4 separate regions of the Homo sapiens genome follow, and regions 1, 2 and 4 are each linked to region 3. The links are chromatin contacts, found by Hi-C or POLR2A ChIA-PET in ENCODE. All regions are on one chromosome and are shown on one strand. Each heading gives the region's core, a stretch centred on a gene start or an enhancer-like site at or near the end of the contact. The rest is flanking DNA. Distances are from core to core; before and after follow the strand shown.

Region 1 (6,542 bases), core at 3-2,502, 500 kb before region 3:
CTGCTGAGAGCCTTCATGCTACATCATAACATGGTGGAAGGCATCACACAGGTGAAAGGAAGAGAGAAGGGGACCAAACACATCCTTTTATCAGGAACTCACTTTCAAGATAATGGCATATTCCATTCATGAGGGTGGAGCCCTCATCAGGATAGGATAATCCTCTCAGCATTACACAATAGCCACCACTGTGTACCAGCAAGCACACAGAAGGATTCAGCAGTTCCTAAACTTATTTGAATGCAGAATCCTTGGACAGGGACAGGAAGGAAGAGAAGGGCTAGGAGTAGGGAGAGAGTTAGGGGGTGGTTACTCACCTCATGGACTAGGGCTTTATAGAATGCCCTTCATGATAACCTCTTCTAGAGGCTTCTTTCCCATTTTGTCTCTTTTCTCTCATGACAAACTACTGCTGATATGTGTTTTTTGTTGAAATACAGTTTTTAAAAGATAATTGTCTTTTGTATGGTCCCAATAAGTAGAACCTTTCTGAATCACAAATAGAAGCTAAAAAAAAAAAAAAAAAAAGAAGGCAAGAGTCCCAACCAATGTGTTGCCACCCACCTGCCCTTCAGTATCTTTCTTTTAGCAAGAGTATGGGGCTTTAGTCTCTTAATGAGCTTGCTTCCATACATATGCATAAAAGGAAGAATAGGCTTGAAATACAATGTGAGAACTTTTTATATCTCTTTGACTTTTTCCCCTTAAGTAAAGTCATTGTTTAAAAATAACTTAAATGATGATAAGTAGAACATTTTCCACCCAGATGGCCAAAGTGCTTAAGGAATCTCAACTGTGCTTCTGGCAGATGACTGTGGGGTTCAACTACCTCCCTGATCTAACAAGGGCTTTGCACACAGAGTGTCAGCCAGGAAGTCTGAATTCACCAAGCACCACTGGGACATAAGATAACTATTAGAGTGGCCAAGGAGACCTCCACAGCAAAGGTGTTAGGGGAGAGGGGGAGAATGGGACAGTCCTCCATATTCCTATTCAGGAGGGGACCTGCAAATCAGAATCTAATCATAAGAGCCTTGAACAAATGTTATGATTTCTCAGGAAACAGTTGGGAAACTTAAATTCATTTGTATGTACAGGTGGATATGAGGTTGCTCAAGGGTCTAAGGTTAGAATCATTGGGAAATGCTATCCAAAGTACTGACTTAGGAAAATCCAAGTTCAGAATTCAAGGTGAACTTGGTTAGCCCTTCCAGTTGTAACAAAACCGCTCAAGTCTGCCTTAAAGAGCCTTACAAGCCAGCCAGTCCCTGCAGCTCCACAAACTGACCCATCCTGGGCCTTGTTCTCCACAGAATGGGTCTGCTCCTTCCCCTGGCACTCTGCATCCTAGTCCTGTGCTGCGGAGCAATGTCTCCACCCCAGCTGGCCCTCAACCCCTCGGCTCTGCTCTCCCGGGGCTGCAATGACTCAGATGTGCTGGCAGTTGCAGGCTTTGCCCTGCGGGATATTAACAAAGACAGAAAGGATGGCTATGTGCTGAGACTCAACCGAGTGAACGACGCCCAGGAATACAGACGGGCAAGTAGGGACAGTTCCCACTCTGGGGCAGGGATGTGGGCAAGCTGGAGAGACTGGCCAGGGTGAGGGAACCCAGAGACACCCTGGCAGGTGTTTTCTGTATTGGAAGCCCTGCCGAGAACTCTCTGTTCTCCTCTGCCAGGGTCAGCAACAACGCACTTATTGTTAGTAAAAACAAGTGTTAACAGTGATCCTACTCTGACACTTGTGTCAGATTTAATGGTTTACGGGGAATCTTCACAAATATTCTTTGGCTTTGCCATAAAGCAGGGGTTTTTTTGTGTGGTCTTTCTAGGTTTCTACTTCCTGTGAAATGTATTGCATTTCTCTACCCCTTCCCACAGGGTGGCCTGGGATCTCTGTTCTATCTTACACTGGATGTGCTAGAGACTGACTGCCATGTGCTCAGAAAGAAGGCATGGCAAGACTGTGGAATGAGGATATTTTTTGAATCAGTGAGTGCTTGTTTTTATAAACCATTAAGGGCCCTAGGGAAAGCAAGTAGGTACACTCTTTCTACAGGGTCAAGGGTGCTCAATATCTGTCATCTTTTAAATGGCCCACTTTATAATCTCCTGGCAGGTGCCCATAAGCTTATTCTAATGCTCTAGACAGAACAAAGTTTAATTCATGAGAGGGGTTTCTGAGAAGTCCCATTGGGGTCATGCAGAACAGAATGGAAAAGTTGCCCCAAGTTGTGTTTTTACCTCCAAGACCTTCCGTTAGGCTCTGAACCAGTGTTTCAATTGTGAGAAAAAGACCTGAGGTGTGAATATTCTGGACGTGGGGTTAATGTAGACTGCAGAAGTGATGGAGGTAGAGCTTTGTCTATTTGTTTTATTTTGCTTTGTTTCAATAAACTCCGATGCCAGGTTTGAGGGGAGGAAAATGGATGACTTGCAGTATGAAAGCTCTCAAGGGCGCCGTGTAAGGATTTCCTGAAACCACAGAGCATAATAAAGGGCCTCAGAATTAATCTTCTAAAGATGATCATAGAAGAGACTTGAAAATAGATAATCCATTTCATTTCATTCTTAATTATCCTGGGATGATTTTCAGTAATTGATATAAAACTTTACAGTGTGAGTACAGAATAGTGATGTAAGTGTTTAGAAGAAAACTATTTGATCAAGATATTTTCCTAATCATGTAGCCAATTGGTCAAACTGTACCCAACTTGATTTTGAAAAGTGAATATCCTGTTGTGAATTATATTTGTTATGGTGACACTAGCTACTAAAACACAGACACAAAAACTGTATACTCACTCTAACATGATAGAAGTTCATTTCTCACGCATGTAAAGTTGAAAGTAGAAGTTCCTGATTAGATGGGTGCTTTGCTCCAGGGGTGATTTGAGACCCAAGTTTATTCCACACTCTGGCTCTAGACTCTGCAGCCTCAGCTCACGACTTCCATGGTTACCTGCTCATCTGCATCAAGCTGTGCACAGAGAAAGAGCATAGAGGACAGTGAGAACGTGGGAGACCCTTATGAGCCAGATCTGGAAATGGTTACACCTCACTTCTGCTCACCTTCCTGTGGTTAGAACTCAATTATACACAGTCACACGTGTTGGGGAGGCTTGGAAACATATTCTAGCTGTGTCCTAGGGAAAGGTTAAACAGTTTGATCATCAACTGCAGTTCCTCCCAGCCAAAACCACAGAATTTGATCTTAAGTTTCTAACTACTTTAAAAGAAAATGTCTGACTTTAATTTTGGAGGTATTTTAAAAGCTCATAGTTGCATTCGCTATGTCATAAAATGCATTTGTTGGTTTCAGGTTTATGGTCAATGCAAAGCAATATTTTATATGAACAACCCAAGTAGAGTTCTCTATTTAGCTGCTTATAACTGTACTCTTCGCCCAGGTAAGAAATCACTACGATTTTGTTAGTTTTAATAAAGGATGGAAAAGAGTACTTAACCAGGTCTTTGCCAAGAATGTATAGGGTATCTCTCATTCTTATTTTCTGTTTATTCTTAATGCCAGTTTCTTAATATTTCCAGTACTTACCTCCTTACTGAAATTCATACTATACTGCTCCTCTTCCCACAATTAATCTTACTAAACTACCTCTACATTTATATGCTGCATCAGATCTTACATTTTCAGTCTGACATAAATGGTATAATTTCTATGACTGTTCCCTCAGGCTTCCTTTCTTGCTATCTCTGCCATTATTTCCCAGACTACACCAACTCTTCACTCCATTCTACTGGATGCCACCCTGTTTTCTGAACATGCACTGCAATTTCCAGTCTCTGTGTCTTGCTTGTGCCTCTCCCTCTGCTGAGCATGCCCTCCCCTGATGACCTCTGACCTTGGGACACACCTATTCTTTAAGGACCAACACCACTTCTTCCACAGTGTTCTCTATTCTAGAAAGGAATGGTGCTTTTGTAATCTGCATTCCTATAAAATTTTGTCTAAACTACTCAGGGAACACATAATGCACTGCCTTGATTTGAGGGTCGCATATCTTACATCATGTAGAATAGTTTCTCCTTTCCTCCTCCTGCTGCACCCTTCCTCAGTTCCCACCAAGTAGAAGGTGTCAATAATGTTGTTAAGTAAATAATTGGACTAGAAATGAGGCTGAAACTTAATGACACTTGAAATATGCACATGCATTCATTTGGGACCTTCCTTTTTTCAAGGGAAGGTCTTTGGAAAGAGAGCATCCACAGTGCAGGAAAACAGAATTTGGTCCCCTGTCGAACAACTACGTGCGTGTCGCTCCCCTGGTGGATCCTGTGCAAGTGTAGATTCTGATTCCACAGGTCTTGGTCAGGACCTGAGATCCTGCATCTCTAATAAGCTCCAGGAGATAAGAATGCTGCTGGTTGCTTTGAATAACAAGGCAAGCGAGCAAACATTTTGTTAGGCACAGTTTAAGGTTCCTGGTTGTGAAGGCAAGATTCACAGAACAGCAAGTAGTAAACAGTCTCAGGACTTAAATGGAAGTCATAAGTATCAGAGCTATGGGAGGTCAGGAAGTGACAGGTGGTGATGATTCAGGAGTGACAAGCTGTAGCTGGAAGTCCCCCATTATCTCCACCAGTCCCCAAGTGCATGCAGATAAACACAAAATTTCTAAAAACAATGTGTTTGCTCTGCAAAAGCAGCTTCAAGATAAATTCTGTACCTTGACTTTCACACTAGGCTTATTGACCTCAGCTCCTCCCAAACAGAAATCTGACTGTACTTAATGTGATCATTCTACTCAGTCACACAGTGACTTGACCCATTTTGTTTTCTGGCTCACTTGCATTTTTCTTCTTAAAAAAATATTTAGTCTTATTTTTTATTGATAAATAATAGTTATACCTATTTATGGCATATATAGTGATATTTCCATATATATACTGTATTGTGATCGGATTAGGTTATTAGTATATCCATCATCTCAAACCTTTATCACTTCCTTGTGTCGGGAACATTCAATACCCTTCTAGCTATTTGAAATTTTATCTTATTGTTAACTGTAGTCATCCTACAGTGGTCCAGAACACTAGAATTTATCCCCCTATCTAGCTGTAATTTTGTATCCTTTGACAGATCTCACTTGCATTTCTAACCAAACGGGGTGCGCTTCTGCCTTCTACTATGCCATTCACTTATCCATTCATTCTACAAGCATTTACTAAGCACTGCCTATGTATCAGATATGATGTTCGGTGTTAGGAACTGAAAGGTAAATAAGATATTGCGGTAATGAAATCCCAATCTCTGAAGACAGTCTACTTTACAGGGTCAATAATGAGAAAAGATAGTGAACTAGTTGGAGGAAAAGGTCCTATTTTAATATACTATATTATGTGTCTTTGAACAAAATTCTCAGAGTAAATGTGTGTGAGGTGAAAACTTTGCTTTGTTCTGGTCTCTTTTTTAATTGTGAAAGTAATACATGGTCATTACAGAAAACACTGCTGACAGCTAACTTCTATTCCAGGGGTATATTCCAGAGGTAACTTCCTCACCCCATCCTTGCCTCTTTACAGTCATATGATTTATTGAAAATTAATAGCATTTAAAAACTTATGTTATTGGCATCAACAGTTTCAAAAAAAAAGATTTACATGACGTGCCCTGACTGCCCAAGCTCCATACCCACTGACTCTTCCAATCACCAAGTGCTGGAGGCTGCCACCGAGTCTCTTGCGAAATACAACAATGAGAACACATCCAAGCAGTATTCTCTCTTCAAAGTCACCAGGGCTTCTAGCCAGGTAAGGCTAAAACTGCCCAAGCCAGTTACACAGTGTGTCTCATAACTGTTGCTGTAGGTTCCTAAGCTGGGAGGAAAATGTCAAGGCACTCATTTTGATTAGAACCAAAATACCTTTCTCTACTTTCCCCACTTTGATAGACCTGATGCCCATTCTATCATGTTTCACTTTCTAAGTGATTCCATGGCATTTCTACAAGAGTCAGGCGGCTTGATTTTGCTTCCCTAACCTTAAGGCAAGAACAGAAATGAACTCCTAGTCTCCTTGGGGGATTATCCATACGTTCACCACTCACTGCTGTATTCTCAAATGTGACTGATCGTGGACCATTTTACAACATAACTTTTACTCTATTTTAAGACCAGAGTGGGTGTTGAATTTTATGGATTAGGGAAAATGAAGGCTCATTTGTATTTAGATTATGTTGATTTCTTTCCTTCTTTCTCTATTTCATTCTTTCTTTTTATTTTTTGAGACAGAGACACTCTGTCACCCAGGGTGGACTCAAGTAGTCCTCCTACCTCAGCCTCTCAAGTAGCTGAGACTCCAGGTGCATACCACCACACCTGGCTAATTTTATATTTTTTGTAGAGATTGGGTCTCACTATGTTGCACAGGCTGGTCTCAAACTCCTGGACTCAAAACAATCCACCCGCCTTGGCCTCCCAAAGTGCCAGGATTACAGGCATGAACCACTATACCTGGCCGATATTTCTTTCATAAGCAGAAAAATCTAAAAGACAATTCTACATGAGGAAAAATAAACAA
Region 2 (6,011 bases), core at 2,084-4,583, 310 kb before region 3:
TGAGCAAAATCAGTGGGTGAGTAAGATCATTCCATTCATTTTTCAAAAATGTACACTCACTTAAAATGTTGATGTATCCGGGCATGGTGGCTCAAGCCTGTAATCCCAGCACTTTCAGAGGCTGAGGCAGGCGGATCACAAGGTCAAGAGATTGAGACTATCCTGGTCAACATGGTAAAACCCCGTCTCCACTAAAAATACAAAAATTAGCTGGGCATGGTGGTGTGTGCCTGTAGTCCCAGCTACTTGGGAGGCTGAGGCAAGAGAATCACTTGAACCTGGGAGGCAGAGGTTGCTGTGAGCTGAGATCATGCCACTGCACTCCAGCCTGTTGACACAGTGAGACTTCGTCTCAAAAACAAACAAACAAAAAAGTTGATGTAACCAAGGTATTTGTTAAGGCCTGTGTGCTTGAATTTGTTTTTTGCTGGTGTATGTATGCATGTTTGCTTTGTTTTGATTTCTATGGACATTATCTAGGTATTTATGATGATTTCCATTGCCTAGGATGAAGACATCTGCAGCCAAAACTCCCTGAAAAGTTAGTAACAGTAGCATACCTGAAGTGACTGGTGCTATTCTGAGGCTGTTACTCTTTTTTTGAAACAGGGTCTTGCTCTGTCGCCCAGGCTGAGCGCGATGACATGATTTCGGCTCACTGCAGCCTTGACCTCCCAGACTCAAGCAATCCTCCTGCCTCGGCCTCCCAATGTGCTGGGATTACAGCACAGGCCACCACACCCGGCTAATTTTTAAAGTTTTTTTTAGAGACGGGGTCTCCCTATGTTGCCCAGGCTGGTCTCAAACTCCTGGGCTCAAGAGATCCTCTTGCCTTGACCTCCCAAAGTGTTGGGATTACAGGTGTGAGCCAACACATCTGGCTGGTTATTACTCGTATTACTAGCAAATGTTATTTATTGAGTTTCTATGGTGTACTAGACACTGTTCTTTTTTTTTTTTTTTGAGATGGAGTCTCGCTCTATCCCCCAGGCTGGAGTGCAATGGCACAATCTCGACACACTGCAACCTCTACCTCCCAGGTCCAAGCGATTCTCCTGTCTCAGCCTCCCAAGTAGCTAGGTTTATAGGTGCCCGCCACCATGCCAAGCTAATTTTTGTATTTTTTTTTAGTGCAGACAGGGTTTCACCATGTTGGCCAGGCTGGTCTCGAACTCCTAACCTCAGGTGATCCACCCATCTCAGCCTCCCAAAGTGCTGGGATTACAAGCGTGAGACACCCTGCCTTGGCCAGACACTGTTCTTGATGTACATTTTGCTAATCCTTCCACTAAATCTCCAAAGTAGATATCATTGTCTTCACTTTAGAAATAAAAAAATGATGCTTATGACCACCTACCAGCAAATCTTGATGCGCCAGGGACTGGGGGGAATAATCATTGACTAGCTGGCTATTATGAGTCACAGTTTCCATTCCTGCAAAATGAGAATTTTTTTGACTTAGGGGTGGGGTGTTCTCTAAGCTTTTTGCCTGATTCTAATTCTTCTGCTAGAAGCTGTGGGTTTACAGAGGTGAAAAAGATAGCCCTTCCACCAAACATATATTCTATTATATATATCTTATCTATATATATTATATATATTCTATTATATGTATCTTATCTATACATATTATATATTCTATTATATATATCTTATCTCTATATATTATATATATTCTATTTATCTTATCTCTATATATTATATATATTCTATTATATATCCCTTCCACCAAAAATATATTCTTTTATATTAATAAAATATAAACCCAGGGTCCAATGGAAAAGACTTAAGGGCAGACACAGAGTGGGATGTGGTTTGTGTTAGGAGAGGGCTGAAGGGACATCATGGCAGGCATTTGTGTGACCTCCCACAAAACACCCTCCTCCACTCTGACCTCACTTTGTTCTTCCTTCCCTTTGTCCTTATTATTTCCTTTCTGCTTCTCTTTCTTTTCTGTCTCCCTCTGCCCTGCCCTAGAACGGTGCCTTTCTAATTGTGGGTTATAACACATTATTAGTAGGTCATAAAATCAATTCAGTGGATGTGGACCAGCATTTTAAAAAGGGAATTAATAGAATATAAACTCCTTAAAAGGCGTCACTCATACTCAGGATAATACTGCTGTGTAAAATTTGTTTTAATATGTGTCAGCATGTGTACACTGTGTCAAGATGTAACACTTACATCCTATTTTAAGACCCTGCTGTAGACTAAACCAGGACCCCCATGGTGCTCCAGGCGTCCCCACCCTCACCTGTGGCACCAGGAGCTCCTGCTGTCACTGGCCCAGCTGGGTCCTGTGTCTTTCTCTGCGTTGTCAGGGCCTGCGCTGGCAGTCCACCTACAGGGAGGTGGAATCCGGGGCTTGACGGCACTGGGAGGATCCTTCATCTTTCCAGGCTCAAGCAAATCCTCGCCTGGAGGCGGGGAATGGGCTAGATGACCCCTGAAACAGTCCAGTCCAGCATCTGAGAGCTCCTCTGGGTCCAGCCCTGTGCCGCCTTTCCACGCTTCCCTGCAGGGCCCTGGGGAGAGCAGAGAAAGCAGCTGCCAGCTCCAGGCAGTCATTTTACCCCAGGTGCCACTTACCCTGCGGAGGGGCTGGAACCAGCTAATCATTTTACCCCAGGTGGCACTTACCCTGCGGAGTGGCTGGAGCTTCTCAGGTTTTTCAGTTCCTGTGTCACCTCCCAGCCCTGCCCACCACATGCTGTGGGTGTCTATGGCTGACGAACGCCCCTGAGCCAGGCCAACCCCCAGCCTCCCAGTGGGTGGCTCTGTGGTCCCTGGCAGCCCCGGCATCATCCGGAGCACAGAGGCCATGGACACTCAGGGGATGGTCAAGGTCGTAGCTCCCTCCGTTCTTCCGTTCCTCCCTCACAGAGCTTTCAGCAAGATAGATGGTCATTCTTCTGTCCTCACTGCTCCCGGCATAAGGGGACCCCAGGGCTGGATGACTTCCCTAAAGAGGAATCTCTCAGGGTTTCCTGCAGCCGCTCCCAAGTCCCGTCTGGAGGATGAAGGTGGCGGACACATCCCTGACGCAGTTTCTCCTCTGCCCTCCACCCCTCACCCATCCCACCTCCTGGACTAGGAACTCAACCAGGACTTGCTTCAACCTGAGAAGATGGTGTCCAGCCCCCTTGGAGCCTGCCAGCATCCGGCGGGATTTCAGAGGGGCCTCCAGGGAGGCGCTGCCCAGCTGCCCCCAGTGTTGCTCACACAGCCCCCACTGATCTGCTCTGGGGAGGCCACGGCCCCAGAACGCGGCTTGTGGGGGGCCTGGGGCAGCAGGCCGGGAGACGTCACTTGTCCGCTGCCTGCTCACCCAGATAACTGCAGCTCCCTCCACTGCCGCCTACAGCCCTCCCGCCATGCCTCTGCCCAGAAGGCCCTCCCTCTCCAGTCCTGTCCGCCCCTCAAGGCCTGCCCAAACCTCCCTGAATTCTCGCCTGAGCAGACACTTTCCTAGCACGGCTCCCGCCGCGTGGATTACTCAGCCGAGCCTCAGTCTGGGGCTGCCCTGTGCTGGGAGCTTTATGCAGATGCTCGGCTCCCTACCCTGGCTTGTGAGCCGTGTGGCGCAGAAACCGCATCTCACTCAGAGCGAGGGTAAAGAGCAGCAGGGCTGGAGAAGCCAGCTGCCCTGCCACAGGCCAAGAGGACTTGGCCAAGTGACCATTGCTGTCTGTTTCCCCAACTGTAAAGGGGGCTGAGACCCTTACAGGGTTGTGAGGCTTAAACTTTGACAAACGCCTACCATCCCACCAGGCACAGGGCAGTTGCTGAGTATTTGGCGGTGGCTGCTGTTCCCCACAGTGTCCAACACCTCCCGGGGATGTAACAGGTGCACCACGGGCAAGACTGATGGGTTTATCAGTTCACTGCGGAGAGAGGCAGGGATGGATGCACTTGCTTGTTCCTCTTATTTTCCCTTATGGGGAGCAGTGACACTTGGCAGAGGCTGCCAGGGAGATGGGAAATGGACATTAATTACGGGAAAGAAAAGGAGGCAAGAAGGGGAGGAGGGTGGGAAATAGACAGGGGAGGAAGAAGGGACGGAGGCATGGTTAGAAGACAGGCAAGCAAAAAAGACGACTGTTTTCTTGGACGAACAGGGAGGTAGGGCCATGAAAAGCATGTGGACGCTTCTTCTCAGTGAATTAAGGCATTTCAGCGCTGGAAAGAGCCTGAAAAAATCAGACTCCCTTCACAGCCCAGCGGAGTGCAGGCCCTGGGAGAGCAGGAGTTAGAGATGGGGAGGACCCCGCCTGCAACAGGCACTGCCTGCTACACCCTGCCATGGGCAGAGGGGCTGTCCTCCCACCCCAGAGAGGCCCCATCCTTTCCTTTCTTTCCCCAAGGCTGCTCCAGCAGGGAGTTTAGCTCCATGGACACCTTTGAAGGCTATGAAGGTGCAGAAGACATGGAAAAGGTGAGCAGCGCTCTGAACGTAATTTCTTTCTTTCTTGTTTATTTCATCTTCTTCCTCCTTCCTATTCATCAGCTCCTCCTGCCTACTGTCCCTCGCCTCCATCCCTCTCCCCCTCTTCAGGATTCTCACCCATAAGGACCTGGTTAAGCCAGGGAACCGAGGTCACTAGTCCTCAAAGTGGCTCTGACCCTGCTAGCCCGGCATGTCCCCACGTGGCTGTCTCCTTGGCGGTGCGCTGGTGTCCGGTCATAACTGGGGCTCCCGCTGAGAGCCCCGTGGCCCAGGTGGGAGGGCTGGGGTGGGCCTCAGCCTGCCAGCGGAAGTCACCACATTGCCCGGCCTGGCCACAGCCTCCAGCAATAACTCTGAGGGTGCACCCGTCCCCCCCCCCGCCCCCCCTTCCAGCTCGCGGGGCCTTTTCCAGTTGGATGACAGTCACGAAACCTGTTCCTCCAAATCCGCTTTCCTGGAGAGGAGAGAAAGCACCCAGGGAGAAAAAGAAGAACGCGATGAGGAAGCAACGTGAGTGTGAGCGAGGAAAACTAAGCGCCTCTGTGGGCCACGGCGTCTCTGACTTTCTTCTCGGAATTGCAGGGCGACCGGCAGCACCAAGAAGGAGCGTGCTGGGGCGTCCACGCCGGCTGACTCCTGCGGGGGCGACGGCTGGTTTCCAGGCGAGGGCGCGGCGCCCGAGGACCTCCACCCCGGAGAGCTGCCCTCCCTGCGGTCGCCCCGGCTCCCCGGCTCCAGAGCGCCCGCATTCCCGAGAGAGGCGATGTGGGGGCCCGGGCCCTGCCCAGCTACGCAGAAAGCAGCCGGGGCCGCGGCGGCGGCAGAAAGGGGACGCCCAGGGCCGCCTCCCGGGAGCCCGAGGGGTGCCCTGCGTGCTCGTCTAGCTCCCGCCGCCCGGCGAAGGACCTCGCGGGACGGGGACCCCTAGTGCGCCTGCGCGAGCGCGGCGGGCGGAGGCAGACGCTCGCGGAGGCCACGCCTCCTAAGGCTCGGCCGAGCCTAGGAGGAGCCGGAGCTGGCTCGGGGCTGCTCCCACCCGCCAGCGCCGGCTGCCCAGCCTGGCAGTGGACCGGGTGTGCAAGCCACTTAGCACCTGACAGGTTAATTCAGAGGGGGTGGTTCCAAGGTAACTGCTGAGAGATTTACGTTTGGATTTGTTAGTTTAAAAATTAGTTTTCCAGTTACCCGGGCTGGAGTGCGATGGCGCAATCTCTGCTCACTGCATCCTCCGCCTCACAGGTTCCTGCAATTCTCCTGCCTCAGCCTCCCGAGAAGCTGGGATTACAGGCATGTGGCACCACGCCCGGCTGATTTTTGTATTTTTAGTATAGATGGGGGTTTCACCATCTTGGTCAGGCTGGTATCGAACTCCTGACCTCAGGTAATCCGCCCGCCTCGGCCTCCCAAAGTGCTGGGATTACAGGTGTGAGCCACTGCGGCCTGCCGATTTTCAGAATTTTCGTCAGAGGTTTGCATCTGTTTAGTTTTTTAGTTATCTTCAGACTTGTCATGTTTTCTTTTCATAAGTTGCAAATTAACTTTTCTGTTTTTAATTTTTACTTAC
Region 3 (6,605 bases), core at 3,039-5,538:
ACTGTGGCTCCTGAGGCAAAGCAGTTCAGAAGCATAGCTGAGACTGAGCCTCATGATGGGACGGTAATATCGTTTGGCTGTGTCCCCACCCAAATCTCATCTTGAATTGTAACTTCCACAACTCCCACGTGTCGTGGGAGGAACCCAGTGGGAGGTGATTGAATCATGAGGGCGGGTCTTTCCCGTGCTGTTCTTGTGATAGTGAATAAGTCTCATGAGCTCTGATGGCTTTAAAAATGGAAGTCTCCCTGCACAAGCTCTCTGTTTGCCTGCTGTCATCCATGTAAGATGTGACTTGCTCCTCCTTGCTTTCTGCCATAATTGTGAGGCCTCCCCAGCCATGTGGTACCGTAAGCGCAATAAACCTCCTTCTTTTGTAAATTGCCCAGTCTCGGGTATGTCTTTATCAGCAGCATGAAAGACTAATACAGACGGGTAAGCAGTGAATAGGCAAAACACACTCGTGGGTGAGGTAGCTCACAAACAGCCTTATCTTTCCAAAGGAAGACATAAACCAAGTGTGTTGATCCATTTTGCCTTGCTATAAAGGAATACCTGAGGCTGGGCAACTTATAACGAGTTTTATTTGGCTTATGGTTTTGCAGGTGGTACAAGCATGGCACCAGCATCTGCTAGGCATCTGATGCTTTAACTCTTGGTAGAAGGTGTAGGAGGAGCAGGCATGCCGCATGGCGAGAGACAGAGCAAGAGAGATGCCAGGTTCTTTTGAACAATTGGCACTCATGTGAACTAACAGACTAAGAACTCTTTCCATGGAACTAGAGGCTCTAGGAGGACTGGATTAGGACTGCATCCAGTACACACTGATGTAAAGCTAACATCTTCCCTCATCACACTGCTTTTGAGAGCCATTCAAAACACTAAAGATCGAGATATTGGAGTCTGCCCATTTTATATTCCATAACTAATGGAGACTGCTCAAGTGAAAGCTTAAATTTACAGGTAATTTTCTGTCCCTATCTACACTTCAGACTAGAGCATCGGCAATTTCTTCACTAAAGCTAATTACTTTTTAAAGTGGTGTGACTGACAAAAAGAAGTCAGCCCAAGGATGCTGCAGTGCCAGAGTTTGTAACAATATAATTAGGAGTGAAGGTTGGTGAGGTGACCACCCTCCCTGATGACATCTTTCTTCCTTTCTCTATAGTTTTACAGTTCACTTATGCAAAACTGGACAATCAAACAGCCAAAGCAGTAGAGATAGGTCTGCCAGCAACTGAGTTGGTTCTAATGCAACAGCTGAGGGAAGTTTGAGCCTTTCTCTGCAGCCCTAGACCATCTGTAATTAGGCTGTGGTTCTTTAACTGCCAAGGCCTTTGAGTTAAGCTGGGTTAGTAAGGTTGTTTGATATGGATCGCATAGGATAAGAGTAGGTAGTGGTATTTTCTGGGAGATAAGAGTCAATGTGAGTAGTTTTTTGGGTGGGGTGGGTGGTGGGGAAGGCAGTTTTTCTGAACATTATAAGAAGTTTCCAATATCTCAAAACTTTTGTAATAGTGTTTTCCCAAAGAAATATAATGTGAGCCCCACATATAGTTACAATTTAAAATTTTCTGAGTCATGTTAAAAAATAAATAGGAACAGGTAAAATTAATTTGAATATATTTTATTTAATCTGATTTATTTAAAATACCATTTAAGCATGTAATTAATATAAAGGTGGATAAAATATTTTAAATTAAAAAGGAGACTTTAGGCTGAGTGCAGTGGCTCACACTTGTAATCCTAACATTTTGGGAGGCGAGAGGATTGCTTCAACTCAGGAGTTTGAGATCAGCCCGAGTATGTTTCTCATAGTGAGACCTCATCTCTACAAAAAAATTTAAAAATTAGCTGGGCATGGTGGTGCATGCCTGTGATCGGGAGGCTGAGGCAGCAAGAGGATGGCTTGAGCCGAGGAGATGAGGTTGTAGTGAGTCATGATTGAGTCAATGCACTCCAGCTTGGGCAACAGAACAACACTCTTCCTCAAAAAAAAAAAAAAAAAAAAAAAAAAGTGTCAGGTGCAGTGGCTCACACCTGTAATCCCAGCATTTTGGGAGGCCAAAATGCTCAGGATCACCTGAGGTCAGGAGTTCCAGACCAGCCTGGCCAACATGGTGAAACCCCGTCTCTACTAAAAATACAAAATAATTAGACAGCGTGGTGGCACATGCCTGTAGTCCCAGCTACTTGGGGAGGTGAGGCAGGAGGATCACCTGAACCCGGGAGGCGGAGGCTGCAGTGAGCCGAGGTTGCACCACTGCACTCCAGCCTGGGCAACAGAGTAAGACTCCGTCTTCAAAAAAGAAAAAGAAAAATTGGCCGGGTGCGGTGGCTCACGCCTGCAATCCCAGCACTTTGGGAGGCTGATGCGGGCAGATCATCTGAGGTCAGGAATTCGAGACCAGCCTGGCCAACCATGGCCAACATGGTGAAACCCCGTCTTTACTAAAAATACAAAAATTAGCCGGGTGTGGTGGCAGGCACAGCTACCACAATCCCAGCTACTCGGGAGGCTGAGACGGGAGAATCACTTGAACCCAGGCAGCAGAAGTTGCAGTGAGCCAGGATTGCGCCACTGCACTCCAGCGACAGAAGGATACTCCGTCTCAAAAAAAAAAAAAAAGGAAAAAAAGAGACTTTAAAAGCTGGTGTGCGTTTTAACATTTGTAGCACATCTTTTTTCAGACCAGCCACATTTCAAGTGCTGAATAGCTACATGTGATTCAATGAGCTTTGGTCAGCTCAGCTTTACAACCTCTCAGGTTCTTTCTCTAAGCAAACTCTCTTAGGTTCTGAAATTGAGAAGGCGTGGAGGGTGACTATTGGATTACAAAGCCTTTATGATTCCAACAACTCTCAGTTAATAGAAGCATCCGTCCTGTCTCTTGATGTCCTAGTGACTAAAGACATGTCTAGAGAAGAAACTCTTTTAACTATATTTTTATATAGTTACATGACAGCCTTTGAGAAAATTGAGAATTAAGGCCAGGCCCAGTGCAAAATGAAAATGTTGTGGAGGTGGCGGGGAGGGGAGGCGGGTGCTGGTTTAAAAATTAAGAATTTCAAGATTGCCATAGCAGAGCAAGAAAGTAAGTACAGGGCCCTTCTGAGCCCTATGTGACTGCACGGGTGGGACCCTTTTGAAGCTAGTCCTGGTCAGGGTTTATGTCTCTGGATGAATCCAGATGTGTAAAAGGCAAGGAAGTGGCGAGATTCCTTGGGCTATCTTTGAGAAACGGGGACCTTAAAGGAGACTGCAAAATCTTACCTACTGGAATTAATGGAGGAAAAGAAAGTGTTTGCGCCTGTGAGAACGCCTTGGAAAGAGGCAGTGAGCAGATGAGGCAGATAGGTAAGACACTTGGTTTTGCTGATTAAACCACTGATGAATCAGTGCCACTCACATCCTGGGTAATTCTAGGGACACTAGTTGGACAACGCTGACATCTGAAGAGGTGGCAGGGCGGAACATGGATCCCTTTAAGGCTACTTTATTGTCGATTTCCTCCTTCTCTAAGCTAGAAACAGGGGGTGCCTGAGTGGCCTCCAGAAGCCACTACTGTAGGCCAGGAGCAGTGCCTCACGCCTGTAATCCCAGCACTTTGGGAGGCCGAGGCGGGCGGATCACCTGAGGTCGGGAGTTCGAGACTGGTGTGACCAATATGGTGAAACCCGTCTTTACTAAAAATACAAAAATTAGCCGAGTGTGGTGGCGCGCGCCTGTAACCCCAGCTACTCAGGAGGCTAAGGCGGGAGAATCGCTTGAATCCGGAGGCGGAGGTTGCAGTGAGCCGAGATCACACCACTGCACTCCAGCCTGGGCGACGGAGGGAGACCCTGTCTCAAAAAACAAACAAACAAACAAACAAACAAAAACGCTACTACTGTTGGAGTCGGCTTGAGCTGTGGCATTGTTGTTTCCAGCCCGTGACCCTCACGCCGCCCTGCTCGTTGGGCGGACCGGGCCCTGGCGGCGGGTGAGGAGGAACCTTTACTTACCGGCGCCCTGGCCTCTGCTTTTTTCCCACTCTAGGACGCAAATCTCGATCTGCAAGGGCCTGGGGCGCGGGCGGAAAAGGCGGGCCCAGCTCCCTCAGGTCTGCGTGTCACCGACCCGAACCCGCTCCGTCGTCCTGACGCCCCCGGCCTAGCTGCAGCCACCTTGTCGCAGGGGCCTTGGTGTCTCTGAGACTCCGAGACGCCTCGCCCCCACCTGGCGTTCGGAGGCGGTTGCCTCGCTGGGCGCAGCAATTCAACCGCCGCGCGCCGGATGCTAAGACCGCGATTTCCCCGGATGCTAGGGCGGTGATTTCCCCCGTGACAGGCCCCGCCCCGGCCCCGCCCAGGCCCGGGCGGTCCCGCCCCACTGAGCTGTGGCTCGGGGAGCCGTGGGTCCGACTCCTGCGTGTGATGTGTCACCAAGTTGACTTTGGGGTCCCCCATTCTTCCTTAGTTCTCTATTTTACCTCAGCGCGTTGTCTAGCTGCTGCCTGGCCACGGTACTTAGCACACAGCGTGACTTAATACTGGATAAACGAGGAAAGGATTCGTACGCCCTGGCGGGGCCAGAGGCTCACAGCTTGGGTTCCCGCGAGCACACGAGCCAGGAACCGCCAATGCCTCCAGGGGGCGCTCTCCCTCCCATCGAGCCACCGCCGGGCCATTGGAGACCAGGAGGACCTCTCAGCTCCATCCCTGCGTCTCTAACAATTGTCTCATTTCCCTGCCTGGAGTCAGTATTACCACTCCCATAACACAGATTTTTAAAATGCAACTAAATTTTAAACGAGTCACTTTATTTAAAAACAACATGAACAAAATGGGATTTCTGCTAATGCAAATATCTATACAAATTTAACGATTTTGGTTCTAATTCTAGATGAAAAGTCAAATCTCCTGTTACATATGAGAAAAGTCAAATCTCCTGTTACATATTAGAAGTTTACCTCTTGTTACCTTTACTGCAACTGCAATGGCAGTTTCAACTGTTTCAACCAAGTAATGTAGTTGGAAATGCTGTTATTAGAAGTATATCTTCCCAGCATTTCGGGAGGCCAAGGTGGGTGGTTTACTTCAGGTCAGGAGTTCGAGACCAGCCTGGCCAACATGATGAAACCCTGTCTCTACAAAAATACAAAAACTAGCCAGGCGTGGTGGCGGGTGCCTGTAATCCCAGCTGCTCAGGAGGCTGAGGCACGAGAATCGGTTGAACCCTGGAGGCAGAGGTTGCAATGAGCTGTACTCCAGCCTGGGCAACAGAGTGAGACTGCATCTCAAAAAAAAAAAAAAAAAAAAAAAAAAAAAAAAAAAAAAGTGGATATGACAGTTCGAATTAGATCTAAAACCTTTCCTAATTACACCAGTTAAATCATGAAATCATGCAATAGTAGAACAGGTGTCTTACCTACCTGCATTATCCTGTAAATATTGACATGTTATTCTACATAATCATAAACTGACCGATCACACATATCTTTAAATCTAATCATCATAACTAAAAACTGTATTTGAATAAAATTAGTGTATTTCTAAATCTGTCTTTAACAGACACAAAGATGTAAATTTGAAATGTCTTGGTAAATGAGGTTAACACAATATAAATATTTTTGACGAATTCATCATAATTTGTTCATTTTAAGGAGATTGATTTTATTTTCTTGAAGCTTAAGGAGGACTTTGACATTTTAAATGTATCTAAAATTTAAATTTTATTAAATTTTACATTTCACATTTCTTTTTTTTATTGATTGAAACAAGCATTTCACATTTCATATTTCTTTTTTTTATTGATTGAAACAAGCATTCCATAGTCATTTCAAATAGTGTACAAAGTATTTTAAAATGTTTTTCTGGCCGGATGCAGTGGCTCACGCCTGTAATCCCAGCACTTTGGGAGGCCGAAGCGGGTGGATCACCAGGTCAGGAGATCGAGACTATCCTGGCCAACATGATGAAACCCTGTTTCTACTAAAAATACAAAAATTAGTCAAACGTGGTGGTACGTGCCTGTAGTCCTAGCTACTCAGAAAGCTGAGGCAGGAGAAGCGCTTGAACCTGGGAGGCGGAGGTTGCAGTTTTTCTTCAAAGACCTATCTGATTTCCATATGCAGGATAACACATTCAAACTCTTATTTGTTGTTAATGTAAGCTTTAATTCATATAGTTGTTTTTTTTTTCTTTGAGGAGTCTCTATCGCCCATACTGGAGTGCAGTGGCACAATCTCACTGCAACCTCCGCCTCCCAGGTTCAAGTAATTCTCATGCTTTAGCTTCCCAAGTAGCTGGGATTACAGGTGCATGCCAACATGCCTGGCTAATTTTTGTATTTTTAGTAGATACAGGGATTCACCATGTTGGCCAGGCTCGTCTCGAACTCCTGACCTTTGGTCATCCACCTGCCTCAGCCTCCCAAAGTGTTGGGATTACGGGGTGAGCCACTACGCCAGGCCTGCTTTTAATTTTGTGAATGGTCTTGATAACATTTCATTGTTCATTGATTAAATTCATTGTTGTGATGTTTTAAGCTTGGTGACTTAATGTTGTTGATGAACAATGCAACTAGTTGCCAAAAGCCTGATATTACACTTTACTACCCAACT
Region 4 (5,887 bases), core at 408-2,907, 260 kb before region 3:
TAATTTTTTTAAATTTTTTTGAGTCAGAGTATCCATCACCCAGGCTGGAGTCTAGTGGCGCGATCTCAGCTTACTGCAACCTCCGCCTCCTGGGTTCAAGCAATTCTTGTGCCTCCGCCTCCCAGTAGCTGGAATTACAGATGCACGCAACCACACCCAGATAATTTTTTTTTTTTTTTTTGAGATGGAGTCTCGCTCTGTCACCAGGCTGGAGTGCAGTGGTGCAGTCTTGGCTCACTGCAACCTCTGCCTCCCAGGTTCAGGTGATTCTCCTACTTCAGCCTCCTGAGTAGCTGGGATTACAGGCATGTGCCACCGTACCTGGCTAATTTTTGTACTTTTAGTAGAGACGGGGTTTCACCATGTTGGTCAGGCTGGTCTCGAACTACTGACCTCGTGATCCGCCAGCCTCGGCCTCCCAAAGTGCCAGGATTACAGGCATGAGCCACCGCACCCAGCCAGTTTTTGTATTTTTGTAGTGATGGGGTTTCACCATGTTGGCCAGGCTGGCGTCGAACTCCTGACCTCAAGTGATCTGCCCACCTCAGCCTCCCAAAGTGCTGGGATTACAGATGTGAGCCATCGTGCCCGGCCTAGATGTAATTTTTAGTCAACTTAAGCATGTGTAACCATATGCAATTATGCGCAAACAGTATAAATAGAGCTGATGTTAATCTCTAGCCCCGTTGCCTGGAGTGTTGGTGAAACTCTTTTATTTTGTAATCCTTTTTATATTTTAGTGGATGTTTCTATTGATTCTCTTCTGTACCCGCTGTTTCCTCTTTTATTGGAAGACACTAAAACAATTCAGAAATTTTTATAGGAATGCAGAGGATTCAAAATGTCTGAGTCGTGCTCTTCCAAAGCAAGAATCATGTCATAGCCATCTTTTTTTTTTCTTGTAAGAGCTTTATTGAAATATAGTTTACATACCACACAATTCACCCGTTTAAAGGAATCCCCTCTCCTGCCAGTCAATGCTTTTTGGGTTTCACAGAATTGTGAAACCATCAGTACAACCAATTTTAGACGAATTTTATCATCCCCAAAGGAAACCTCATACCTATCAGCAGCTACTCCTCATTTCCTCTGAAATCCTCCAGTCTTAGCTTTTACTAATCTAGTTTCTGTTCCTATAGATTGCCTAGCCTGGACATTTCATGTAATGCATTACACTATGATGTTTCACGACTGGCTTCTTTCACTTAGTATAATGTTTTGAAGGTTCATCCATGTTATAGCATTTACCAGTACTTTATTTCTTTCAATTGCTTAATACTCCCTTATGTGGATACACAGTAGTTTCCTCTTATCTGGGGGGCATATGTTCCGAGTTCTCCAGGGAATGCTTGAAACCACAGATAGCACCAAATCCTATATATACTATGTTTTTTTCTATATATAGATACTTAGGATAAAGTTTAATTTATAAATTATAAGATAAAAATAGAAATAAAAATAAATTAGGCTCAGTAAGATATTAACAACAGCAATAACTAAATAGAACAATTCATAAAAATATGCCAGCATCACTGCTTTTGTGCTTTAGGGCCATTATCAAGAAAAATATGGGTGACTTGAATACAAGAACTGTGATACTGTAACTGTCAATCTGATAGTTACTAAGTGACTAATGGTGTTATAGAGAACATAGATGCACAGGACAAAGGGATGATTCACTTCCTGGGAAGGATGGAGTGGGATGACATAAGATTTTATCATGCTACTCAGAACAAGACACAGTTTCAAACTTTTTTTTTTTTTTTTTGAGACAGCGTTTCCACTCTGTCACCCAGGCTGGAGCACAGTGGCTCAGTCTCTGCTCACTGCAACCTCTGCCTCCCAGGTTCAAGCAATCCTCCCGCCTCAGCCCCGCAAGCAGCTGGGACCACAGGCATGCGCCACCATGCCTGGCTACTTTTTGTATATTTTGTAGAGATGAGGTTTCACCAAGTTGGCTAAGCTGGTTTTGAACTCTGGGCCTCAAGTGATCTGCCTGTCTTGGCTTCCCAAAATGCTGGGATTACAGGAGTGAGCCACTGCACCTGGCCTGCACAATTTAAAACTCATAAATTGTTTATTTCTGGAGTTTTTCATTTCACATTTTCCCAATGCAATTGACTGTATGTAACTGAAACTGCAGAAGGTGAAACTGCGGATGAGAAGAAGCACTACTGTACTACATTACATTTGTCCATTCATTAGTTGATGGACATTTGGGTTGTTTTCACTTTGGGACTATTATGAATAATGCTGCTAAGAGCATTTGTGTACAAGTTTTTGTGTATGCATATATTTTCATTTCTCTGGGTATACATACACCTAGGAATGGTAACTATGTTTAACATTTCGAAGAACTACCAGGCTGTTTTCCAAAGTCACAAGACACGATTTCAAGATTTTTCTTTTTCTTTGAGACAGATTCTCCACTCTGTCACCCAGGCATTGTACCATTTTACCTTCCTGGCATCAGTGCATGAGAGTTTCAGTTTCTCTACATTCTCATCAACATTTGCTCTTATCTGTCTTTTAAATTATAACCATCCTAGTGGGTGTGAAGTGATATCTGATTGTGGTTTTGATTTGCAGTTCCTTGAGAACTAATGATGTTGAGCATTATTTTTGTGGTTACTGACCATTTGTGTATCTTCTTTGCAGAAGTGCCAATTTAGATTCTTGCTTTTATTTGTTTATTTAGTTAGTTTTCAAGACAGAGTCTCTCTCTGTCTCCCAGGCTGGAGTGCAATGGCTTGATCACGGATCACTGCAGCCTTGTCTTCCCAGGCTCAAGCAATCCTCTTGCCTCAGCCTCCCTAGTAGCTGGGACTACAGGTGTGTATCACCACGCCAGGCTAATTTTTGTATTTTTTGTAGAGACAGGGTTTTGCCACGTTGCCCAGGCTGGTCTCAAACTCTTCGGCTCAAGCCATCTGCCCATCTTGACCTCCTAAAGTGCTGGGATTACAAGGCTTCAGCCACCACTCCCAGCCTGCTAAGAGTTTTATGGTTTCACCTCTTATGTTTAGGTCTTTTATTTTATTTTATTTTATTTTTTAATTGATCATTCTTGGGTGTTTCTTGCAGAGGGGGATTTGGCAGGGTCATAGGACAATAGTGGAGGGAAGGTCAGCAGATAAACAAGAGAACAAAGGTCTCTGGTTTTCCTAGGGAGTGGTGATGACTCTTAACGAGCATGCTGCCTTCAAGCATCTGTTTAACAAAGCACATCTTGCACCGCCCTTAATCCATTTAACCCTGAGTGGACACAGCACATGTTTCAGAGAGCACAGGGTTGGGGGTAAGGCCACAGATCAACAGGATCCCAAGGCAGAAGAATTTTTCTTAGTACAGAACAAAGTGAAAAGTCTCCCATGTCTACTTCTTTCTACACAGACACAGCAACCATCCGATTTCTCAATCTTTTCCCCACCTTTCCCCCTTTTCTATTCCACAAAACCGCCATTGTCATCATGGCCCGTTCTCAATGGGCTGTTGGGTTCACCTCCCAGACGGGGTGGTGGCCGGACAGAGGGGCTCCTCACTTCCCAGTAGGGGCGGCCGGGCAGAGGCGCCCCTCACCTCCCGGACGGGGCGGCTGGCCGGGTGGGGGGCTGACCCCCACCTCCCTCCCGGACGGGGCGGCTGCCGGGCGGAGACGCTCCTCACTTCCCAGACGGGGTGGCTGCTGGGCGGAGGGGCTCCTCACTTCTCAGACGGGGCGGCCGGGCAGAGACGCTCCTCACCTCCCAGATGGGGCGGCGGGGCAGAGGGGCTCCTCACATCCCAGAGGATGGGCGGCCAGGCAGAGACGCTCCTCACTTCCCAGACGGCGTGGCAGCTGGGCAGAGGCTGCAATCTCGGCACTTTGGGAGGCCAAGGCAGGTGGCTGGGAGGTGGAGGTTGTAGCGAGCCGAGATCACGCCACTGTACTCCAGCCTGGGCAACATTGAGCACTGAGTGAACAAGACTCCGTCTGCAATCCTGGCACCTCAGGAGGCCGAGGCTGGCGGATCACTCGCGGTCAGGAGCTGGAGACCAGCCCGGCCAACAGCGAAACCCCGTCTCCACCAAAAAAATACGAAAACCAGTCAGGTGTGGCGGCGCGTGCCTGCAATCGCAGGCACTCGGCAGGCTGAGGCAGGAGAATCAGGCAGGGAGGTTGCAGTGAGCCGAGATGGCAGCAGTCCAGTCCAGCCTCAGCTAGGCATCAGAGGGAGACCGTGGAAAGAGAGGGAGAGGGAGACCGTGGGGAGAGGCAGAGGCAGGGGCAGGGGCAGGGGCAGGGGCAGGGGCAGAGGCAGAGGCAGAGGCAGACTGTTTAGGTCTTTAATGGGAGAGGGAGACTGTTTAGGTCTTTAATCCATTTTGAGTTAACTTTTGTGTGTGGTATAAGGTAAGAGTCCAACTTCATTCTTTTGGATGTACATATCCAATTGTTTCAGCACCATTTATTGAATTGTCTTAGCACTTCTGCTAAAAATCAATTGACTCTAAATGTGAGATCTATTTCTAGACTCTCAGTTCTATTCCATTGATCTATATGTCTATCCTTTTGTCAGTGATACTCTGTCTTGATACTGAAACTTGGTAGTAAGTTGTGAAATTAGAAAATGAGTCCTTCAACTTTGTTCTTCTTTAAAATTGTTTTGACTCTTTGGGGTCCCTTGCAATTCCATATGAATTCCTGTTCCCCCACCCTGAGAAACACATAGTTTCTCAGACCACAGCCATTCCTTATTGACCCACTAGCATAGAATAAATTAGTAACTTCCAGTTGCAATCATTATGGACGATTATTGACCCAGTCCTCAAATCAGAAAGGTCCGGGTGGGTAAGGGGCTCCTATTACTGATGAGGAGTGGACATAGACTGGGTCCCAGGGTCACTGTCCTGAGCATGGTAAGAATGAACTTGAGCACGACTCATGGGGCTGTCTGTGGAGCAGATTCCCTCCCCATAAGACAGAGGCCAGATACAGAGCAACCAACCCAGCACAGAAACCCCTCAGTGTGGGGATGCAGAACAAACCTCCAGGAATTCCTGCATTCTGGGGAATATGTGCCCTGGCAGCTTTGAAACAAGGGAATGACATCATACTAGACAACCTAAAGTAGTTCCCTCTTCAAAACCTCTGAAAGAGTTGAATAAAATATCGTCCACATTCTTTTAAATGCACACCTGAACTAACAGAAAAGTGAAGAAAATCACCAGGGGCCAAAAATAGAGAGAGAGGTAACTGGAGCAATCATTATGGGCTCGGGCTAAGGCTGTCTTGGGGCCTTGGTCTCAGCAACCCAGGGGCATGGCTTTTAACACATTACAATGCAAGGAGTAAGGAACTTGTGCCCTGATGAAGTGAGAATTCAGAACATAATAAGAGTGGACTAGAAAGCAATGCTCTTCCCACCCTCATCCTAGAAAAAAAACAAAGCAACTCATTTGTTTCAGCCTGTGTCTGGGTAAAGGAAAAAAAAGAGTCTCCTGAGCATTTGCAACACAAGCCCAGTACTCCTGGGGATCAAGGGTGTGGGTTCCCGCTTCCCAGGGTGGGTAGTTGAAGGGGTGGGTTGCCCCTCCACACCTGTGGGTGTTTCTCTTAAGGTGGAACGAGAGACTTGGAAAAGAAAAAGACACAGAGACAAAGTATAGAGAAAGAAATAAGGGGACCCGGGGAACCAGCGTTCAGCATATGGAGGATCCTGCCAGCCTCTGAGTTCCCTTAGTATTTATTCATCATTCGTGGGTGTTTCTCTGAGAGGGGGATGTGTCAGGGTCACAAGACAATAGTGGGGAGGGGGTCAGCAGACAAACACGTGAACAAAGGTCTTTGCATCATAGACAAGGTAAAGGATTAAGTGCTGTGCTTTTAGATATGCATACACATAAA

Evidence for each region. A loop is a pair of places that touch in the nucleus more often than their neighbours do. ChIA-PET counts read pairs that join two places held with the same protein, here RNA polymerase II (POLR2A). Pooled maps may share reads with other maps.
Region 1: a map of heart right ventricle shows a loop between it and region 3 (4-fold over the local background). The contact joins the promoter of FETUB here to the promoter of RPL39L in region 3. A Hi-C loop is called at or near these places in 1 of 168 maps with a recorded cell type or tissue (heart right ventricle) and 2 of 50 pooled maps. POLR2A ChIA-PET finds 5 or more read pairs at or near these places in 1 of 52 experiments (activated T-cell).
Region 2: a map of B cell shows a loop between it and region 3 (14-fold over the local background). The contact joins the promoter of LINC02043 here to the promoter of RPL39L in region 3. A Hi-C loop is called at or near these places in 3 of 168 maps with a recorded cell type or tissue (B cell, CD4-positive, alpha-beta memory T cell and PC-9) and 10 of 50 pooled maps. POLR2A ChIA-PET finds 5 or more read pairs at or near these places in 15 of 52 experiments (B cell, CD4-positive, alpha-beta T cell, Panc1 and 9 more).
Region 4: a pooled map shows a loop between it and region 3 (4-fold over the local background). The contact joins the enhancer-like site here to the promoter of RPL39L in region 3. A Hi-C loop is called at or near these places in 6 of 50 pooled maps. POLR2A ChIA-PET finds 5 or more read pairs at or near these places in 4 of 52 experiments (H1, HCT116, activated CD4-positive, alpha-beta memory T cell and 1 more).

Annotation. Positions count from the first base shown.
Region 1 is chr3:186,639,147-186,645,688 of GRCh38, forward strand. It overlaps FETUB (fetuin B), which reads left to right and starts at 1,253. Exons shown (of 7, transcript NM_014375.3): 1 at 1,253-1,539; 2 at 1,884-1,994; 3 at 3,325-3,412; 4 at 5,605-5,774. The coding sequence starts at 1,315. It overlaps HRG-AS1 (HRG and FETUB antisense RNA 1), which reads right to left. Exons shown (of 3, transcript NR_187317.1): 2 at 2,808-2,982; 3 at 2,363-2,477.
Region 2 is chr3:186,822,188-186,828,198 of GRCh38, forward strand. LINC02043 (long intergenic non-protein coding RNA 2043) reads right to left here and starts at 3,334. Exons shown (of 4, transcript NR_125409.1): 1 at 3,120-3,334; 2 at 2,255-2,525; 3 at 1,358-1,434. It also overlaps the pseudogene MCF2L2P1. RefSeq lists a silencer at 5,167-5,406.
Region 3 is chr3:187,135,208-187,141,812 of GRCh38, forward strand. RPL39L (ribosomal protein L39 like) reads right to left here and starts at 4,289. Exons shown (of 3, transcript NM_052969.3): 1 at 4,006-4,289. RefSeq lists enhancers at 1,805-2,305, 3,495-4,001, 3,870-3,969, 4,010-4,159 and a silencer at 4,200-4,429.
Region 4 is chr3:186,881,319-186,887,205 of GRCh38, forward strand. No RefSeq gene overlaps it. Among named protein-coding and RNA genes, the nearest start is that of ADIPOQ-AS1, 23 kb to the left of the region's middle. RefSeq lists an enhancer at 5,192-5,887. Within about 2 kb of position 1,658, at least 2 of the 41 ENCODE cell types and tissues checked have a DNase peak (open chromatin) inside an H3K27ac peak, as active enhancers do.